Linked DNA regions of Homo sapiens: all the other regions are linked to region 2. Evidence: chromatin contacts called from ENCODE Hi-C or POLR2A ChIA-PET data. All regions are on one chromosome and are shown on one strand. Each heading gives the region's core, a stretch centred on a gene start or an enhancer-like site at or near the end of the contact. The rest is flanking DNA. Distances are from core to core; before and after follow the strand shown. Region 1 holds the start of TSHR-AS1 (TSHR antisense RNA 1). Region 2 holds the start of LINC02328 (long intergenic non-protein coding RNA 2328). Region 3 overlaps SEL1L (SEL1L adaptor subunit of SYVN1 ubiquitin ligase).

Region 1 (3,968 bases), core at 297-2,796, 4.8 Mb after region 2:
GCTCTTGGCATATTTTGCAGTAGTGTTGTGCCCAGGGAGGGGGGCAGTCAGTCCTGGGGGACGGGCAATAAGGAGGTGAACTGCTGGCCGAGAACATAAACACAATCATTATTAAATTGATTACATGTAGTGTGCTTTTTATTATTACCATGTGCCAGCAATCCTAAACTATGTCAATGATAGAACACCTTCCCATAAGAAATAATTTTTTGTTCTAACTGGTCTAATTGTTACAGTTAGTGTTACAGTTAGCGTTGAGAGTGTTTTTCCATTTTTTTTTACTGTGATAAAATATGATTACCATTTTAGCCATGGTTAAGTGTACAGTTCAGTGGCATGAAACACATTAATGTTTAGTTTTAATAAAATATTTGTTAGCTTCATTTTTTTTTTACATTTCACATACATGAAATAAGCCAATCACAAAAAGATAAATACTACACAATTCCACTTAAATGAGGTTATCTACAGTGATCAAATTCTTAGAAACAAAAAGTAGAATGGTGGTTACTCCGGACTGGAGGAAGCAGGAAATGAGAAATTGTTCAGTGGATACAGATTGAGTATCCTCTCTGAAGATTTGTATATTTAAAATTTTTTTCTTTATCTGATTGAGTTGATTTGAAGAATCAGTTTTTGAGCTCTGAGATTCCACAGCTTGATCTATTCCTCTGTTAATGCTTCCAACACTATTATGAAAATTTTGTAGTGAATTTTTAAATTCCAGTTCAGTTTGGTTCTTTTTAAAAATGGCTATTTTGTCTTTCAATTTTTGGGTCATTTTTACTGGATTCCTTGGATTGGGTTTCTACTTCCTCTTGAATCTTGATGAGCTTCTTTGGTATCCAGATTCTGAATTCTATGTCTGTCATTCCGGACATTTCAGTCCTTGCTGAGGGGCTAGTATGCTTATTTGACGTTTTGAATTGCCAGAGTTCTTGTGCTGACTCTTTTGAGAGGGCTGGTGTTCCTTTGTCGTCTTGTTTTTATATTATTCATTTACCTTGAGGGCTTAACTGTGGTATATGTTGAGTATAGTCAATTGGCTTCATTTCTGGATACTTTCAGAGGGCCAAGGCTCTGTATGGGATCTTTGTGGCTAGATTCTTGCTCTGGGTTTTACAGGTGCTCTATACTGGCAGAATATTTTGAAATTGTAATTTCGGCGGCAAACCAGTAGATGGCGCTTAAGAGTAATTGCCGGCAGGCTCTGACTCAGCGCTGGCTCTTTGGTATTTTGTATTCGCAGTCATGCTCCATAGTTCAGGGGAGAGAGATGATCCTTTTGCCAAGTCCTCTCCTGGCCCTTAGAGGAGCCCCCTCCAATCACTGGAGCTGCACTTACGTTTCCTTTGTTAGGTGTTCGGAGCTGTGGGGGCTCTCTCCGGCAGAGGCTAAGGCTTGCAGACAGGCCGCAACCCTTCCCTGAAAGGCCCTGAGAGAGACAAGTCTCATCCCGCGCTGGCCCACGAACTGCTTCTCACTCCTCCCAGTGTTCTGAGTGGAGGCTCCTCCCCCGCGCTTGCGCACCAGCCACAGGTCTCAGCTGGGCACTCCTGAGCTCTGTGCTGCAACCTTGGGGCATTGGGCTCTGTCTTTCGGCCCCTCGGGGTCAGACCCCTGCTGTGTTGGGGGATCCGAAGTGCTCCCAAGCTGCCTGGAAAGCATTCAGGCGGGGTCGCTAGCAAGAACTCAGGCTGGGCAGCGGAGGCGGCACAGTGCACACACTCCTGCAGGAACAACCAGACAGGGGCTTTGGGAGGGGCTGCGTGCAGGGGGTCCCGCAGAACATATGCGCCCCAGTCCCGCAGGAAGGACCGCCCTGCTCTCTCTTGGCTCACTGGTAAGTTGAGGTCAGATGGGGAGCCTTGGGGGATAGGCGCCTATAGCCACCTTCCTCTGCAGCTGCCATGCACACAAAACCCCCTGGGCTCCCTGCAACCTGGAGCTCTGTCTCTGCCTACTCCCTGGGCAGATCCCCCTGCCAATTCAACTGTCTGTGGGGGTCATAGGATCTCTTATAGCTGGGATCCCAGAAATACGTGAGGAGAGTGGGCTGCCCCACTGTCACTTTACTCAACCCTTCCCTAGGAAACGTTCTGGGCCTGGAACTAGTCCTGGCACTCACCCCGCGCAGGGTTCCCAGCTTCCTTCCTCTTCAGCCTCGTGTCTGTGTGGCCGCTCTGTGGACTCAGCGTTTCACTGCGAAGATCTGCTCAGAGTGTGTTGGTTTACGGGATATTTTGGTGTCTCGGTGGGAGCAGCACTTATTGACTGCATCTGTTATTTTTCTGGGAAAAATCATCTAATCAAGATGTTTCTGGGAGCAATGTAACACAACAATTCAAACGCAAGAAGGCATCTCATCTTGAGCAAATAAATAGGAATAATGCCAAATGCTTTTTATGTCTCAGACACTACACATGTATGAATCTTTAAATAACCCAATGCACTACGCTTTAGATTTCTCCCCATTTTACAGATAGGAAAAGTGAGGTACAGAGAGATTGTAGACTTTGCCCAAAGTCACACAGCAAGTGAGTGGTGGAGTCAAGTTGGACCCAGTCTGACTTCGGAGATGACTACTTACCCATTAAGAGCAGGTTCCTCATTAAAAACGAGGATAAAGACCTTGTTAGTGTATTCAGAGTACTAAGGGGAAATAATTCAATCTAGGAACCTAGACCCAGCTAAAAATATTATTTCAGTCAGGATGAAATAAAGATATTTTAAAATAAAAACTGAAAGTGTTTATTATTTACAAGTTCTATCCAGGCAGAAAGACCTAGTAAACAATAAACTTTAGAAAAAAGATTATGGAAATTCAAAAGAGGATGAAAGAAGAAATGGAAAACAAAGAAATTGGTAAGCATGAATAGGTCAAAATATTGACTGTGAGAGAAAAATTAGAATGTTAAGTTTTAAAGGAAAGTGGAAGAAATATAATGCATAACAACATTAAATTGCTTCATGAATTGTAGACAATAAAGACTTCTGTGGGAAAAAACCACACTCAAACTCAAAGTGCTTTTTCTATTCTCTCTCTTAACAACAATCAACACAGAAGATGTCTGTGACCAAACTGGGGTGGAGGTGTTCTTCCTGCTACTAAGCAAGCAACAAATTCTACAATTCTGTTGTGGCTTACCTGGAGATAGCATCAGATCCCACATGTTGAGGATTCATTCCCACAAGACTGCCCCTACTTCACATGTCAGTTGCAACTCCAGGCCTCCAGAATTTCTGACCAATCAGCTTCAAGTTGGGGTTTTCATAACTCCCTCTTTGGGTTCAATTAATTTGCTGGAGTGGGTCAAATAACCCAGGGAAACATTTATGTTTACTGGTTTGTTATAAAAGATGTTAGAAATGATACAGATGAAGAGAGGCAAAGGCAAGGTAGGGGAGAAGGGGCATGGAGCTTCCGTGACCTCCCTGGATATGCCACCCTTTAGGAACCTCCATGTGTTCAGCTATCCAGAAACTCTTTGAACCTTGGTCTCTTGCTTGAGCCTTTCATGGGAACATCATTGAATAGGCATGACTGACAACTGTGTAGAAATGTGATTGGACAAAAAGAGTATGGTCTAATACTCATAGACTGAGAGGGGAAACCCTGTAAGGCCTGTCTGTTCAGATTCCTTTTGGCCCCTCTGTGTAGGACTCCTTCTTTTAGGGTATGGGGCAAGATCACTTCTGAAATGAGGGTCTTACGTCCCACAGTCAGACAAGGTAGGTCAGAGAATTCCTTTATGGCCAGCGCCAATATAGAAAAACAAGGAAGATTCCTCACTTGGAGAGAAAAAGGAGCAGGTGCAAGGAGGGCAGGAGAGGAGCAGAGAGACATTCTGTTTTCTCAGGCCTGCTTCTGAGCCCTAAAGTGCTCCACCATTATACCAAGAGCTATTGGAGTTATGAGCCAGGAACATGGATGGAAACCTATATGTAAAACCACAAACACACAGTAA
Region 2 (4,157 bases), core at 1,537-4,036:
CTGGGATTACAGGCATGAGCCACCGCACCCAGCCCATAATTTCTAATCTTGTGGCTAATTTGTTAGTCCTACAAAGGCAGTCTAGTCCCCAGGCAAGAAGGAGGTTTGTCTGGGGAAAGGGCTGTTATTGTTTTTGTTTTAAACTATAAACTAAGTTCCTCCCAAAGTTAGTTCAGCCTACACCGAGGAATGAACAAGGACAGCTTGGAGGTTAGAAGAAAATGGAGTTGGTTAGGTCAAATATCTTTCACTGTCTCAGTTATAATTTTGCAATGGTAGTTTCCATTTTTCCCAAAGATTCAAAGTCAAGTCGATGAAGCAAATGTTGACATTTTAAACAAATAGTGCTGAAACAATTGGATACTCAAATTAAAACAAAAAGAACCTAGCACATATTCTACAGCTTTCACAAAAATTAAGTTGAAATTGATCAAGTACCTAACTTTAAAATGAAAAACTATAAAACATCTAAAAGAAAAAGAAAAGAGAAAATCTATGGAATCTTAGATTTGTCGATGAGTTTTTAAATACAGCACCAAAAGCACAATACATGAAAAAAAAGTAAGACTTTATTAGAATTATAAACATCTGCTCTTTGAGAAATATTAAGAGAGTTAAAGGACAAGCCATAGAATGAGAAAAAAATATTTGTGAAACACATATCTGGTAAAAAAAAAAAAAAGATAGAAAAAATAAAAATAATACATCCAAAATATACAGAGTGATGCTTAAAACTCAAGAATAAAATACAACTCAATTAAAAAGTAAGCAAAAGTTCTAAACAGATACCACCATATATATGGCAAATAAGTACATGTAAAGATGCTCAACATTGGTTGTCATTAGGTATATAAAAATTAAAATAATAATGAGATAACATTGTACATGTATTAAGAGGGCTAAAAACCAAAATATGCTAATACTAAATACTGGTTAGGATGAGGAGCAACAAGAACTCTCATTCATCACCGGAGAAAATGCAGAATGGTACAACCACTCTGATGGATAACTTAGCAGTTTCTAACAAAGCTAAACATATTTTTACCTTGTAATCCAGCAGCTGGGTTCTTAGATATTTACCTAGATGATTTGAGAAATTTTAACTACAGAAAACTTTCACATGAATGTTTATAGAATTTTATAAAATTATCACCAAAAACTGAAAGCTATCAAGATGTTCTTCAACACAGAAATGAATAAACTCTGGTATATCCATACAATGAAATACTATTCAGAGATAGGAAAGAATGAGCTATCAAGCTGTACAAGGACATAGATGATTCTTAAATGTGTATTGCTAAATGAAAGAAGCCAGCATGAAAGGACTGCTGCATACTGCATGATTATATTACATTCTGGAAAAAGCAAACTTATAGAGAGGGTAAAGATATCATTTGAAAGCAGCCTGGGCAAGATGGCAAGACCCTGGCTCTACAAAAAAAATTAAAAATTAGCTGGGCATGGTGGTGCACACCTGTAGTCCCAGCTACTTGGGAGGCTGAGGCAGGAGGATCCTTTGAGCCCAGGAAGTAAAGGTGGCAGTGAGCCATATATATGGTGCCACTGCACTCCAGACTGGGAAACGAAGCAAGACCCTGTCTCTAAAAATGAAAAAATAAAGAAAATAAAGATATCAGTGGTTTCTAGAGGTTCACAGACACAGATTTGAGTAGGTGAAGCACAAGAGATTGCCTAGAGTGGTGAAACTATTCTGTATGATACTGCAATGGTGGATAGATGATATTATGCATTTATCAAAACCCATAAAAGTCTAGAGCACAAAAACTTAACCGTAATGTATGAAAATTTTTAAAAAATTATTTAGGAGGTTAGGAGATCCCAGATACAAGGTAAACTGTGACTATACAACCATCCAATCTTCAACAAGGCCAACAAAAACAAGCAACAAGGAAAGGACACTCTATTCAATAAATGGTGCTGGGATAACTGGTTAGTATGCAGAAGATTGAAACTGGATCCCTACCTTTCACCAGATACAAAAATTAACTGAGGATGAATTAAAGACTCAAATGTACGCTCTCAAACTATAAAAATCCTAGGAAATATCCTTCTCAACACTGGCCTTGGCAAAGAAAATTTGGCTAAGTCCCCAAAAACAATTGCAGCAAAAACAAAAATTGACAAGTGGGACCTAATTAAAGAGCTGCTGCACAGCAAAAGAAACTACCAATAGAGTAAACAGAAAACCTACAGAATGTGAGAAAATATTTGCAAACTATGCATCCAACAAATGCCTAATATCCAGAATCTGTAAGGAACTTACAACAAGCAAAAAACAGAATACATTAAAAAATGGGCAAAGGACATGTACAGACACTTCTTAAAAGAAGACATACAAGCGGCCAACGAACATGAAAGAATGCTTGTCATCACTAATCATCAGGGAAATGCAAATCAAAACCACAATGCTATATCATCTTAAACCAGTTACAATGGCTATTACTCTACAGTCAAAAAACAACATATGCTGGCGAGTCTAGAGAAAAAGGAACATTTATACACTGTTGGTGAGAATGAAAATTAGTTCAGCCACTATAAAAAGCAGTTTGGAGACTTTTCAGAGAACTTAAAACAGAGGTACCATTCAACTCAGCAGTCCCACTGAGACGAGAAGTCTTCTTCTGATGGAAGGTTTTTCTCAATGGAAGCGTTCGTGTCTCACGGGCTTCAAGGAATGAAGCTGTGGACCACAGCAGCGAGTGTTACAACTTGATTAGAGAAACGGGCGGACCCAAAGAGTGTGCGGCTGCAAGATTTGTTAAAGTGAAAGCAAAAGTAAAGTGAAAGCGAAAGTAAAGCTTCTGCGTGGTGGAAGGGGACCCAGAAGGGTTGCTGTTTCTGGCTTGGGTGTCTTATGCTTATATCGCCTTATGACCCCTCCCCTTTTCCTTTTTCTGTCCTATACAATTAGCTTATTTTCAACCCACTTGTGGGTTGATGGGCCTGATTGGTTAAAAACATCAGGCTGTAGCTAGACCTTAAACTCCCTATATGATTGGTTGAAGTTTCAATCCCTTAGCTTGCAGCTGTGACTCATTTTGGCTTAGGGGAAAGTCCCCTTTGATTGGTTGAAGTTTAAATCCCTTAGCTTGCAGCTGTGACTTATTTGGGTTTAGGGGATAGTCCCCTTAGGGAAGTCCCTATTGACCCAGGAAGTCCAGCCAACTTAGCCACTTAGTCCCTCACCATTACTGGGTATATAACGAAAGGAATTTAGGTCATCATACTGGAAAAAACACATGCTATTGTATGTACATTGCCACACTACTCACAATAGCAAAGACATATGTGATGGTTAATACTGAGTGTCAATTTGACTGGATTGAAGGATACAAAGTATTGATCCTGGGTGTGTCTGTGAGGGTGTTCCCAAAGGAGATTAACATTTGAGTTAGTGGGCTGGGAAAGGCAGACCCACCCTTAATCTGGGTGGCACAATCTAATCAGCTGCCAGGTGGCTAGAATATAAGCAGGCAGAAAAATGGAAAAGAGAGACTGGCCTAGTCTCCCAGCCTACATCTTTCTCTTGTGCTGGATGCTTCCTGCCCTGGAACATCCGACTCCAAGTTCTTCAGTTTTGGAACTCAGACTGGCTCTTCTTACTCTTCAGCCTGCAGACAGCCTATTGTGGAACCTTGTGATTGTGTGAGTTAATACTTAATAAACTCCCCTTTATGTATATATGTGTGTTCCATTAGTTCTTTCCCTCTAGAGAACCCTGATACAGATGTTGGTACCAGAAGTGGTCTTCTAGAGGAACAGAATATTAAGGATGTAGTTCTTTCATTGGTTTTGGAATTTCTGGTGTTGGCTGCTTAATATTAGACGCCAAAAATGCTAAGAACTCTACTTCTAATAGCATGGAGAACACTGATAATCCTTGGCATGAACTGTTCGAGAAATATGCAAAATAAATGCATTTGACACTCCTGATTCATCGCTCCTGAGAGGCAAGGATTTTAGTGACTCTACATGTAATACCTTTGACCATATGTGGAGAACCAAGGAACATAATGAAGCTGGTTGGTTGCTCCTAAGTTCAGTGGAAAAAGTGATGAAAGAAAATAATGAACTCAGGGATTCTATCTCCCGGCCTCAGAAGCAGATACTGAGCCTCAAATCTGCTAAGACTGCCC
Region 3 (3,970 bases), core at 521-3,020, 4.5 Mb after region 2:
AACGAACTCTGGTTGGGGTACTACGATCACAGACACAGACATACTTTTCCTAAAGTTGAAGCATTTGTTCCCAGGATTTATTTTACTTTGCATTTCTTTTTGCACAAAGAACACATCACCTTCCTGAATTCTTTAAATATGAAATATCATTGCCAGGGTATGGCTTACAGTGACTACTATTATAATACTAAAACTCAGAGAATCAAAGATGGATTAAACTCAGTGGTTGATGAAAGCCAAAACCTGTTTGTACTGTTCTATACTATTCAGGTATCTTTTTATTTCTGATAGTTTTATATTATAATAGAAAGCCAGCCACTGCTTAGCTATCATAGTCACCATTTTCTCACTGTTAACATTAGGAAAATCAAGGCTACTATGCTTCAGGATTGTCTGGTTAAATAGTATGGGAAAAAAACTGAAGAGTTTCACATAATTACACACGTGAAATAATTAAAGCTTAAACTGAATTTGTATTTCATTTTATTGTCAGATGGTGGTGTTCACCAGCCTGTATCTTGTCTGAGACTGCATTCGTATCTGAGCAGGTTTTCTATGCCTACTGATGTCAGTATGTTTATACTAACCTTCATGCTTTTTTCCCAGAATCCCTCATCTGCCAGAAAACTTGAAAAGTTTATTGCTTGTAGAGTTGTACTGCTTTGATTTTTGAAGTTGGGGTAGTAGTTAGAACTAGATTTAACTAGTCTATAATGAACATGAAGGCTTTTATATATGAAGTTGTATACCTTTTTGTGTTTAGAGAATTATGGGAAACCTGGTAAGCAAAACTTTCCTCCCAGATAATTGCTTCCAAATTCGAAGAGTTAGTCACCAAGAGAGCCATATGTATGAAAGCGTATCTGTGAAAGGTAGGAAACTTACCCCCCCTAAGTGTAATGTTGCTTTAGGCAACTCTTGTAAATAGTGAGACTTGTTTGGTCTCTTACATGTAGAGATTTGAGTGCAGTTGGTACAGTACTTTGGTGTCTCCACCACTGTCCCTTCTCCCCGCTTCAAAATAAGTGTAATCCACGGTAGCAGCCACACTTCCTTTAGAAGGAACTGTTATAATTTATTTAAAAGTTGAAAAACCACCCAAGATGACTACCAACTTTCACTTTTTTCTTCTGCCATCCACCCTCATTTTTCCTTTAGCAAGATTTTTATATCTAACTTTCCTTCCCTCCATTGAGTACGTGCTTTGAGAAAACATTTCTTAAAACAGTGTGTGCCACCTAAGGCTGGATGGGAAAGTGCAGTCTTGTTGTTCATATAAAAACACACTTCTTATTAGTTTACCACTTGCCTTTTTCTATTGTTAATGTTCTGAATTTCCTTTTCTTGGCTTGTTTCTACTTCATTTTACCCTGGGTCACTTGCTGCCAGCAGTTTGTGAATGGTGTCTTTCAAATAACTTAGTTCTTATGGCTTCACTTAAAGACTGTCTCAAAAATACTTTGCTCTCTTCTTCTTTTTTGTTCATGGGACATGGTACCTAAGCAAATAGGAGTTGGGTTTGGTTTTTCTCCTAAAATAATGCTCAATACTTACCTAATCAAATGGCATCCATTTGAATAAAATGACAATAACTAAAGCTAGTTAATGTCAGTGACATTAAACTAACTCCAGGATTCAGGAGTTTTAATGTTAGAATTTAGATTTAACAGATAGAGTGTGGCTTCATTTGTCCATGGTAGCCCATCTCTCCTAAGACCTTTTCTAGTCTGTCTTCCTGCCTTCGAACTTGATGACAGTAAAACCCTGTTTAGTATTCTCTTGTGCATTTGGTTTGTTGGTTAGCCGACTGTCTTGAAACTATTCATTTTGCTTCTAGTTTTATTTTACAGAGGTAGCATTGGTGGGTTTTTTTTTTTTTTTCTGTCTCTGTGTTTGAAGTTTCAGTTTCTGTTTTCTAGGTAAGGCTTATTTTTGATTAGCAGTCAATGGCAAAGAAAAAGTAAATCAAAGATGACTTCTTTTCAAAATGTATTGTTTAGCACTTAACTCAGATGAATTTATAAATTATTAATCTTGATACTAAGGATTTGTTACTTTTTTGCATATTAGGTTAATTTTTACCTTACATGTGAGAGTCTTACCACTAAGCCATTCTGTCTCTGTACTGTTGGGAAGTTTTGGAAACCCCTGCCAGTGATCTGGTGATGATCTGATGATTTATTTAAAGAGCCGTTGATGCCTCCAGGAAACTTAAGTATTTTATTAATATATATATAGGAATTTTTTTTTATTTTGCTTTGTCTTTCTCTCCCTTCTTTTATCCTCATGTTCATTCTTCAAACCAGTGTTTTGGAAGTATGCATGCAGGCCTATAAATGAAAAACACAATTCTTTATGTGTATAGCATGTGTATTAATGTCTAACTACATACGCAAAAACTTCCTTTACAGAGGTTCGGACTAACATTTCACATGCACATTTCAAAACAAGATGTGTCATGAAAACAGCCCCTTTACCTGCCAAGACAAGCAGGGCTATATTTCAGTGACAGCTGATATTTGTTTTGAAAGTGAATCTCATAATATATATATGTATTACACATTATTATGACTAGAAGTATGTAAGAAATGATCAGAACAAAAGAAAATTTCTATTTTCATGCAAATATTTTTCATCAGTCATCACTCTCAAATATAAATTAAAATATAACACTCCTGAATGCCTGAGGCACGATCTGGATTTTAAATGTGTGGTATTCATTGAAAAGAAGCTCTCCACCCACTTGGTATTTCAAGAAAATTTAAAACGATCCCAAGGAAAGATGATTTGTATGTTAAAGTGACTGCACAAGTAAAAGTCCAATGTTGTGTGCATGAAAAGGATTCCTTGGTTATGTGCAGGGAATCATCTCACATGCTGTTTTTCCTATTTGGTTTGAGAAACAGGCTGACACTATTCTCTTTGATTAGAAAATAAACTCATAAAACTCATAATGTTGATATAATCAAGATGTAACCACTATAAATATGTAGAAGAGGAAGTTTTAAAAGACCTTAAGCTGGCATTGTGAAGGAACACCATGGTAGACTCTTTTTGTAAATGTATTTTGTATTTAATGAAATGCAGTATAAAGGTTGGTGAAGTGTAATATAATTGTGTAAACAAATCCTGTTAATAGAGAGATGTACAGAATCGTTTTGTACTGTATCTTGAAACTTGTGAAATAAAGATTCCACCTCTGGTTATCCTGTATGCTGTAATATACCACAACCAAGCACCTTTCCAGACAGACTTTTTTTAAGCTGAATGATTCAATTTTTTAATGTTTTTTGGAAATTCAGAAGCTTCTGAAAACATTCACTTGTGGCAATTTGAATTTATCTTTCATTTTAAACTCCTGAAATTCAGATTTTTACAAGTCCAATATTGCCCTAGGGAGAACATGAATTTGCTAAGAAATGTTATCTTTTAAATCTCTGATATCTTTGTCTTGAAGCAGCCTTGATATGTAGTAAGCGTGATTCACTTTAGCCTGATTATAATATTATTTATCTAAAGTTTGTTTATGCATTGCCTTGTCCCAGGAATTTTTTAAGAGGACTTGCAGAGACACGTACCACACAGTAACATTTAGACTAAATATGCTCTGAGTAAAGGAGAAATGAAAAAATATTAAATCAAGAGTGAACATGTACACAAAGTGCAATTGGAAGTGGGCTACAAATTTGGCCCCCAGCTTCCCAGCAGGCAACTCAAAGAGGTAACTGAGGTAAAATGTTCCAGCTCAGAAGCATTGGATCTTGGATAAAAAGCCTACATGATGCAAACTGTGGCAACTGAGATGTCAGATCTCAAGATCTCAAATTGTACTTGTGGGAGCACAGTCAGTGACCCCAGATGACCTTGACTGACCTAAAAGTTGTGGGGGAAGTCGGATGTCAGAGCCTTAACACCAGCAGGTGACCATCCAACCTGGGGCAATGCCTGCCTGTTCACCACTTAGCCTCTT

Evidence for each region. A loop is a pair of places that touch in the nucleus more often than their neighbours do. ChIA-PET counts read pairs that join two places held with the same protein, here RNA polymerase II (POLR2A). Pooled maps may share reads with other maps.
Region 1: a map of CD8-positive, alpha-beta T cell shows a loop between it and region 2 (12-fold over the local background). The contact joins the promoter of TSHR-AS1 here to the promoter of LINC02328 in region 2. A Hi-C loop is called at or near these places in 2 of 168 maps with a recorded cell type or tissue (CD4-positive, alpha-beta memory T cell and CD8-positive, alpha-beta T cell) and 4 of 50 pooled maps. POLR2A ChIA-PET finds 5 or more read pairs at or near these places in 1 of 52 experiments (T-cell).
Region 3: a loop to region 2 is called in a pooled map, with 11 times the contacts of the local background. The contact joins the enhancer-like site here to the promoter of LINC02328 in region 2. A Hi-C loop is called at or near these places in 4 of 37 single-sample maps with no recorded cell type and 7 of 50 pooled maps.

Annotation. Positions count from the first base shown.
Region 1 is chr14:81,167,984-81,171,951 of GRCh38, reverse strand. It overlaps TSHR-AS1 (TSHR antisense RNA 1), which reads left to right and starts at 1,546. Exons shown (of 9, transcript XR_007064290.1): 1 at 1,546-1,843. It overlaps LOC105370594 (a long non-coding RNA gene), which reads right to left and starts at 3,180. Exons shown (of 2, transcript XR_944073.3): 1 at 3,149-3,180; 2 at 117-2,291. RefSeq lists enhancers at 1,172-1,541, 1,762-1,821.
Region 2 is chr14:85,933,307-85,937,463 of GRCh38, reverse strand. LINC02328 (long intergenic non-protein coding RNA 2328) reads right to left here and starts at 2,786. Exons shown (of 4, transcript NR_110155.1): 1 at 2,603-2,786. RefSeq lists enhancers at 2,672-2,881, 3,252-3,301.
Region 3 is chr14:81,472,156-81,476,125 of GRCh38, reverse strand. It overlaps SEL1L (SEL1L adaptor subunit of SYVN1 ubiquitin ligase), which reads left to right. Exons shown (of 21, transcript NM_005065.6): 21 at 1-3,970. Among named protein-coding and RNA genes, the nearest start is that of LINC02308, 24 kb to the right of the region's middle. Within about 2 kb of position 1,770, at least 5 of the 41 ENCODE cell types and tissues checked have a DNase peak (open chromatin) inside an H3K27ac peak, as active enhancers do.